Regions from separate parts of the Homo sapiens genome. Here region 2 is linked to region 1. Evidence: read pairs that join two places in POLR2A ChIA-PET (ENCODE). Cell type or tissue: HCT116. All regions are shown on one strand. Region 1 overlaps RSPO4 (R-spondin 4). Region 2 has its middle 7.1 kb from the start of SLC52A3.

The links. ChIA-PET counts read pairs that join two places held together with the same protein. Peaks named below come from ENCODE experiments on the same cell type or tissue, not always from the same donor. Only the 100,000 strongest peaks of a DNase experiment are listed, where the experiment ranks them.
Region 2: POLR2A ChIA-PET joins it to region 1 with 7 read pairs; 2 of 35 experiments call an interaction of 5 or more read pairs at or near these places.

The regions. Positions count from the first base shown.
Region 1 is chr20:969,074-973,073 of GRCh38, reverse strand. The region is part of intron 1 of RSPO4 (R-spondin 4); the gene reads left to right. Among named protein-coding and RNA genes, the nearest start is that of RSPO4, 31 kb to the left of the region's middle. RefSeq lists an enhancer at 473-1,190. In HCT116, no CTCF peak of the experiment used is centred here; no DNase peak of the experiment used is centred here.
Region 2 is chr20:773,618-777,617 of GRCh38, reverse strand. It overlaps a transcript of SLC52A3 not described here. Among named protein-coding and RNA genes, the nearest start is that of SLC52A3, 7.1 kb to the right of the region's middle. RefSeq lists an enhancer at 1,159-1,861. In HCT116, no CTCF peak of the experiment used is centred here; a DNase peak (open chromatin) is centred at 1,617; H3K4me3 peaks cover 1,198 bases.

The DNA.
Region 1 (4,000 bases):
TTCTGTGTGACCCTGGACATGTCGTTTCACCTCCTTGATTCTCGGTTTTTCTCAGCTGCAAAATGGGCAGCAACGCCATGTCAGGGTGTGAGTCTGTGTCCACAGATTCGTTTTTCAGGAAATGCTACTTTGTTTTTCTGTAATTTAAATTAATTTGTAATTTGAAGTCCTATTCTGCCAGGTGATAAAGATCACCACAAGTCAACTGAGGGTCCCCTTGCTCTTTGGTAGTGGGGTCGCCTCTCAGGCCCAGTGGGCTTACACAGCGCCAAGGCACAGCGCAGGGCAACTTGGTCTCCACTGATATGACTCTGTGCTGCCTTGCATGGCGGAAAACCCGACATCATCAGTCAATGTGTGCGTCAGAAAGGCCCAGTGACCTAAACAAGATGGGCAATGCTTTCCTCCCTTCCCCAGGAAAGAATCTCGGCGGTGGGCAGCCCTGGGTTAATACAGCCACGCCAAGCTGTCTTTCTATAAGATCCCTCTGCCTCCTGGATCTGCCATGGCTCCACTCTTAAGCCTGCACTCCTGCAGGCATAAGGGAAAATGGGAGGAGAACAGTGCCAGCGTTTCCTAAGGGGCTGTACAGGGCATGCCCGCTCATATCCCATTGGTCAGGGCATAAGCACATGACCACATATAGCTGCAAAGGGCCTGGGAAATATAGTCTTAGAGGACATAAACTCCGCTTAATATCAGGGTTCCAGCCGGGCGCTGTGGCTCAGGCCTGTAATCCCAGCACTTTGGGAGTCTGAGACAGGAGGATTGCTTGAGCCCAGGAGTTTTAGACCGGCCTGGGAAACATGGTGAAACCATTTCTCTACAAAAAAATACACAGATTAGCTGGGCATGGTGGTGCACGCCTGTAGTCCTAGCTACTAGGGAGGCTGAGGAGGGAGGATTGCTTGAGCCCGGGAAGTCTAGGCTGCAGTGAGCCAAGGTCGTGCCACTGCACTTCAGCCTGGGGGGCAGAGCAAGACCTTGCCTCAAAAAATAAAATAAAAATCAGGATTCCACTACTGAGGATGAGGGGAGAGTGGACGAGGGGCAAAGTGTGCAGAGGCACGAGTCTCCACTGCTCTTGGAACCCGGGTCCCACGTCTTCAGAATTTGTCACCTTCCCCTGCTCAAGACCTCAGCTTGAGGATGGGACAGGGCTTGGGAGGGGAGCTAGTGGAGAAGGAGAAGAAAGAATGTAGGCCTCCTCCTGCCCCAGGACACAGTAGAGGCTAAATTCTTTTGTTCTTTATGCATTTTTAGGGTGAACTATTTCAAACCTACAGTCAAGAATTTAAAATAATATAATAAACATTTGTGTGCCATGATCCTGAATTCAGTGTTGGTTAGTCCCATGTCTTCTGCTCTGAATGCATATTTACAAGTCACAAATGCTACAAAATATTGCTTTGCAGGTCCTTGAACTTTATATAAATGGCTCTTACTATATGATTCATCGTGCACCTTGCTTTTTTCCTCTCAGCCCCGTCTTTGAGCTGTGCCCACAATGATAACTGTAGCTACCTCAGTCATTTATCATGGCTGGGTTGTGTATGTGGTATCTGGCTGTGGTGTATGAATATACCACAATGTATTTATCTATTCCTTTGGCAGAGGGTTAGCTTTTTGCAGTTGTTTGCTATTAAATAATGCTGCAATAAATATCTTTGTCTCTTTCTACACATATACAAGGGTTTCTCTAGGTCAGTGTTTCTGAGAGCATGGTCCCTGGACCAGCAGCATCAGCATCACCTGGGAACCTGTTAGAAATACAAATTCTCAGACCTACTGAATCAGACGTACCAGGGGTGGAACCCAGGGACCTATATTCTAACAAGCTCTCTAGGAGCTGCTGTTGTGCGCCAGAGTTTGAGAACTGCCGCTCTAGGGTATATACCAGAAGCTAAATTGTTACATTTAGAAGAGACATCAGGCCAGTCGTGGTGGCTCATGCCTATAATCCCAACACTTTGGGACCCTGAGGCAGGAAGATCACTTGAGGCCAGAGTTCAAGACCAGCCTGGGAAACAGAGAGAGACCATCTGTACAAAAGTTTTTAAAAAATTATCTTGGTGTGGTGGGACATGCCTGTAGTCCCAGCTACTTAGGAGGCTGAGGCAGGAGGATTGCTTGAGCCCAGGAATTTGAGGCTGCAGTGAGCTTAGGATCATGCCACTGCACTGGAGCCTGGGTGACAGAGCAAGATCCTGTCTTAACAAAACAAAACAAACAAAAAAACTTTTTAACACAAAAAGAAAAGAGACATCTCCAAATTTATTAGGTACTGCTAGATTTTTCCCCGAAGTTTACACTCCTATCTAAGGTGAAAAAGCGAAGGTTTCCTCTCATTCTTGCCAGCTCTGGGTAGTATCAGAATCTGAATCTTTTGCTGAGTGAGAAGTCCGGACTCTGCTAAATTCTCAGTGGATGTTCTTATTTCTCTGGCTCTGGGAATCTCCCTTACAACATCACACTTGCTCTCTGCCCTCAGATCCCTGCCAGGTATACAGCTCCAGAGGCACAAAAATCTTTATTCTGCTCTCCTGTTGCAGTTTCTTATCCCAGGGCAAGAAAATTGAGGGCAATGCCAACTTTGCTTGGGAACAGCATCCCAGGGTACACTTTAGTTACTGTGTGCTTCCGTACGACCCTGGATCAGTAAGCCTCCTGAGTTATAAGCAACAGAAAGAGGGTTATCAGCAGGATGTGGGGCCTCACCGAATCTAAGGAACAGAAGGTGAGGACTGGGGAAGTAGCAGTACTCATCCGAGAGCTGGAGCAGGGAGGAAGGAACAGAGGGACTGAGGGATGGAAGGGAGAGAGAAAGGCCTCAGCCAGGGCTGGGCAGAGAGCCTGCCCTGCCTCCACCATGAACCCCATTTCTGTGTGACCCTCACTCTTGTGTCCCACTCCCAGGACTGGAGTCACCAGAATGTGTATCTGACCGGGCTTTCGTTAGCTCTCACCTGCTGCCAACTTAAAGGAGGGCCAGAACTCTTTTGGTTTCTGTTCCAGGGGGAAGGTGCCAGGATGTGTTTCATCAGGACCTTGCACAATGGGGAATTCCTCTAAAAGGGAGATGGGGCACCAATAGGAAGAGGGGAGCATCTGAGAGCTGGAGAGCCAAGAATGTTTCCTGCCGGGTGGTCTTGGGGCTCAGGTGAATCAAGGTGTATAACCGGATTATTAACCAGTCTGACCCTAATGACATATAAACATGAAACCATTTACTGTTTCCCCAATTGCTGCCTCTCAAAAGCTGCCCTATCCTTTCCTGTCACTTAGTGACACCTGGTCATTTTCTGACTCTCCCCCACCTCCTACTCCCAGTGGTCTCCCCTGCTGCCTCTTACTGCTGGGGCACCTCCCAGCAACCAGCCTTCTTGTGCCAGGCAGCAGGAATACCACCTAAGCCTGGCTGCTCCCAAGGTGCCCCTTACCACTGAGAACTCCCTCACACGTGCCGGGAAGGATGTGCAGGCTCTTCTATCACACTCTTCCCCTCAGCTCTGCCCTTCTGTCTCCTGGTCTCCTTTCTCTGTTCAAAGAGGAATGGGAAGGGGGCAGATTCGCAGGGCTATGGACATGAGTTTATGTCCAAGCAGGGCATGAGATGCTGGCACCTTCTTGCAGGCACCCCCTGTCTTTGTGAGTTTCTCTGGCATCTCCTCACTTCGTTGGCAGGGTTGGGAACAGAGGAAAAGTCACAGCACCACAACTCACTTCCCTAGGCTGTCCACTTCTTTTTATTTTCTTCTTTATTGGAAACATGGCTTCACTCTGTCTCTCCGACTGGAGTACAGTGGCACAAACACAGCTCACTGCAGCCTTCCCCGCTCAGGCGATCCTCCCACCTTAGCCTCCCAAGTAGCTGGGACTACAGGTGTGTGCCACCATACCCGGCTAATTTTTGTATTTTTTGTAGAGACAGGGCCTCGCCATATTGTCCAGGCTGGTCTCAAACTCCTGGACTCAAGCAATTCTCCCATCTTGGCCTCCC
Region 2 (4,000 bases), 200 kb after region 1:
AGAATTATTTGTAGAAGTCAATATGCACTGAGCATTTACTAGGTGTCAGAATCTGTGCAATATGTTTTACATCCATGGAGGCACCAATTTGAGTCTGCATTCACATCCTGGCCCTGCACTTACAGGCCGTAGCACTGTGAGCAACCACTTTTGTAAAGTTAATGAGAGGCCATCAGGCTGGGGAAAGAAGAGGAGCCTGGGTCCTCCTAAGGTGTAGACATAAATGATTGCCAGCCATTATTCTGGAGGTTATAAGATATGCAACTTCCCCAATTACTCCTGCAAATAACACCACTGTTGCAGGTTGGCCTTTTGAGATATCTTTCCAGTTGGTGTTTTTTTTTTGTTTTTTGTTTGTTTGTTTGTTTGTTTTTGTTTTATTGAGACAGAGTCTTGCTCTATTGTCCAGGCTGGAGTGCAACGGCGCGATCTCGGCTCACTGCAACCTCCGCCTCCCGGGCTCAAGCAATTCTCCTGCCTCAGTCTCTCCAGTAGCTGGGATTACAGGTGTCCGCCATCATGCCCGGCTAATTTTTGTATTTTTAGTGGAGACAGGGTTTCGCCATTTTGGTCAGGCTGGTCCTGAATTCCTGACCTCAGGTAATCCACCCGCCTCGGCCTCCCAAAGTGCTGGGATTACAGGCATGACCCACCACGCCCCGCCATCTTTCCAGGTTTTTTGCAGATTTGACACCCATGGCTCCACCTAAACCTGATGTCTCCACCAGGACCGCCAACCCTGCTCCTGTGGCCCCCCCCCCAAAAGCGATTCAGCCTGTAGGAGCACAGCTTCAACCCCCTATGATTTCATCTCCACCCCAACCAATCAGCAGCAAGCACCTGTTACCTGGCCACCCCCAACTCTTCCCCTATACTGCCTTTGAAAAACCCCTCACCTACAAGCTTTGAAGATGATTTGGGAACAAACTCATTTCCCCTGTGGCATGGCCAGCCTCATGGTCTTTCTTTATGCAGTGGGCAGAAAGAACCCCTCAGGTGGTTACAGTATTTGTCAGGGTAGCTCAGTGTGCATCAGAGACCAGTTCTGCCATATACAAGGTGTGTGACCTACACAAGGCTCTCGACTTCTCTGGGCCTGTTTCTTCATCTGGAAAATAGGGATAGTAATAGCATCTCTCCAAAAGGCCATGAAGATTAAATGCATTAATTTCTCTCAAGCCCCAAGAACATGCCTGACACTGAGTCAGCTCAGTGCACACTGGCAGTTAGGATTTCTGTCCTATGAAGAGGGCACTATTATTATCCCCGCTTTCCACATGACTTACTGAAGCACCAGTATTTGAACTGTTTTTGCTCCAGGGAACTCTCTTCCTGTGTGAAAGGAATTATGGAGATCTCAGGGTGATGCCAGAACCAACTGTTTGCACATAGCTTTTGTCAACTGGGGATCAACCCTCATGAAATCTGGGTGGCAGAGAGCCTCAATAAAGCAAGCCCTTTATTATACAGTTCTACCATCTGGATCCTCCTCCTAGCTGGGCTGTAGGGCAGATCAGAGACACATAGTAGGCGCCTGGTCTTGCCGGGAGCCACACCCACCCTCCGCCTGCCTTTCCCCGAGCTCTGGGCGGGGACAGCTTTATACAAAACGAGCTGCCTCTGGCCCCTCCCATGCAGAGCGGCTGGGGAACTGGACCAGCAGGTAAGTGGGCAAAGCGGGGCGGCTCAGGCCTGTGAGGGTGCAGCTGCAGCTACCAAGGCTGCCTGCTAGCTAGGAGCATGGGACACTGACCAGGATATGGCAGGGGCACTTATCTGGAGCCAGCAGGTGTCCCGTGGCCTTTCCCCTAGTTTCAGGCTGCCATGTCGGGAGAGTCCAAAGAGATAGGAGGGAAGAAAGGTTTCCTCCTCAGCTGGCATGTGGAGTCAGGACAGGCTGAGCCATCCAGGTGAAAGATCAAAGGGACAGGAGGGAAGAAAGGTTTCCTCCTCAGCTGGCATGTTGGAGTCGGGACAGGCTGAGCCATCCAGGTGAATTCCAGACCCCTGGTGCCTCCAGACCAAAAGGCTGGGCCCATGCTGGGTGTCATGGCTCACGCCTGTAATCCCAGCACTTCTGGAGACTGAGGCAGGTGAATCGCTTGAGCTCAGGGAGTTCAAGACCAGCCTGGGCAACGTGGCGAAACTCCATCTATACAAAAAATACAAAAATTACCCAGGTCGGACGTGGTGGCATGGGTTAATAGTCCCAGCTACTCAGAGGCTGAGGTGGGAGAATCGCATGAGCCAGGAAGGTTGAGGCTGCAGTGAGCTCAGATCATGCCACAGCACTTCAGCCTGGGTGACAGAGCGACATCCTGTCTTAAAAAAAAAAAAAAAAAAAAAAAAGACTGGGCCCCCACTGACTTTACCCAGGGCCATCTCCATGCTATCTCGGAACAACTTGACCAGGCTGAAGCCGCAGGAGCCTGGGAAGGAGGCTGGGAGTTGGGATGGACGTGGAGGGGAGGGGAACTGGCCTGGGGGAGGCTGCTCCACCAAGGTCAGCCCCATGGGAGGCCTGAAGCCCTTCCTGGCCTTGGGAGGGAGGAGAAGGGGGAAGAGAACTCACTGTCCGCTTCTACTGGCCAGGCTGAGCGCCTGTTATCTCATTCCCTTTTTCCTGGTCTGCTGAGCCCAGAAAGGCTGGGCATTCCCAGACCCTTTCACAGATGGAGAAACCAAGGCCTAGAGAGGGTGAGCAGCTGACCTGAGGTTGCACAGCCGGTGAGCACAGGCCTGAATGTCTGCCACAGCCTGAGATCAGGGGTGGGGCAGGGTTCGGGGAAGCACTATCTCCTCTCTGGGCCTTGGTTTCCCCACCTGTGCAATAGGGACATTGAGTTGGGATGAGTTTCAGGGGAACTCTGAGGTCCCAGCAACAAGAGGTAGAGATGGCCTTCTGCTACATGTGGCTGTGAACAGTGAGGGTGGCTGAGGCCAGGCTCCCAGCGCCCCAGCTGCCTCCTGCCTCCTGGCACCTCCCTGCCTCCCTCTCAGCCGCAGCTTCTCATTTTTCCCTGTCTCTGTGCCTCTGTTGTCCTTTCTCCCCATTTCTGCTTCTAGCTTTCGGTTCTTTCTGTCTCTTTGTCTCAGTCTCTTCTCTCTCACTCCCCTTCATCTCCCCCATCTCTCCCTGTGGGTTTTGTGGTTTTGACCTCTCAGCCTCCCTTCTTCATGGGCTCAAAGTCAGTCCATTCCTACCCACTCTCATGAGGGTGAGGCCAGGCCCTAAGTAGACGCCTACAGGCCTCACTAAGTTCTCCAGGAGCCTGGAACCCAGGAAAGAATTGGCTCAGACCCTTGCCCAGGAGTGAGATGTATCCAGTGTCAGGCTGCCACCTGGCACTGCCCCAGGGGTCACCCTGGCCAACACAACCCTCATAGCTGAGGCGGGTTTCCTCCAGTCTGGCCCACAGGGCTAGGTGCCTACCAGCTGGCAGATTATCCCTGCAGAGCGAGAACCCAGCCATGGTGCCAGGAGCTCAGGTGGCCCAGCCCGTGGCAAGCCAGATGGTCACCTGGGCACTGGGGGAGAGGACAAGCCCCCGCTCACATGGAGATTACACTCCAATGGGAGAGACCAGCGCTCAACAGATAGACACAGATAAACTCCCGTAACTGAGCTGGTGTCAGTAATACTTTGATGGAGGAAAACAGAGGGCAGGAGAATGTGGAGGGGGGCGGGGGACATTGGGTGGGATGGAAGCTGCCTGAGCTCCCTGGAGGAGATGGCCCAGCCCACACAATGACGGTGCACTGGCCCTGGTCAGAACCCCACTCCCAATTCTCTTCACTTTCTTGGGCTGGGGGCTCACAGCTTTTGATGCAAGAATGCAAAAGAGAAACCTTTGCCTGGAACTGATCCTTCTAGCTTCTCTATCTGTCGCCCACGCATTATGGGGCATCTTAACTGTCTCATGCGAAGCCTTAGGTTTCTGGTCTCTGGTGATCACATAAGGGGTCCTGGATCCTTGGGAAGCAGATATGTCTCAGAGCC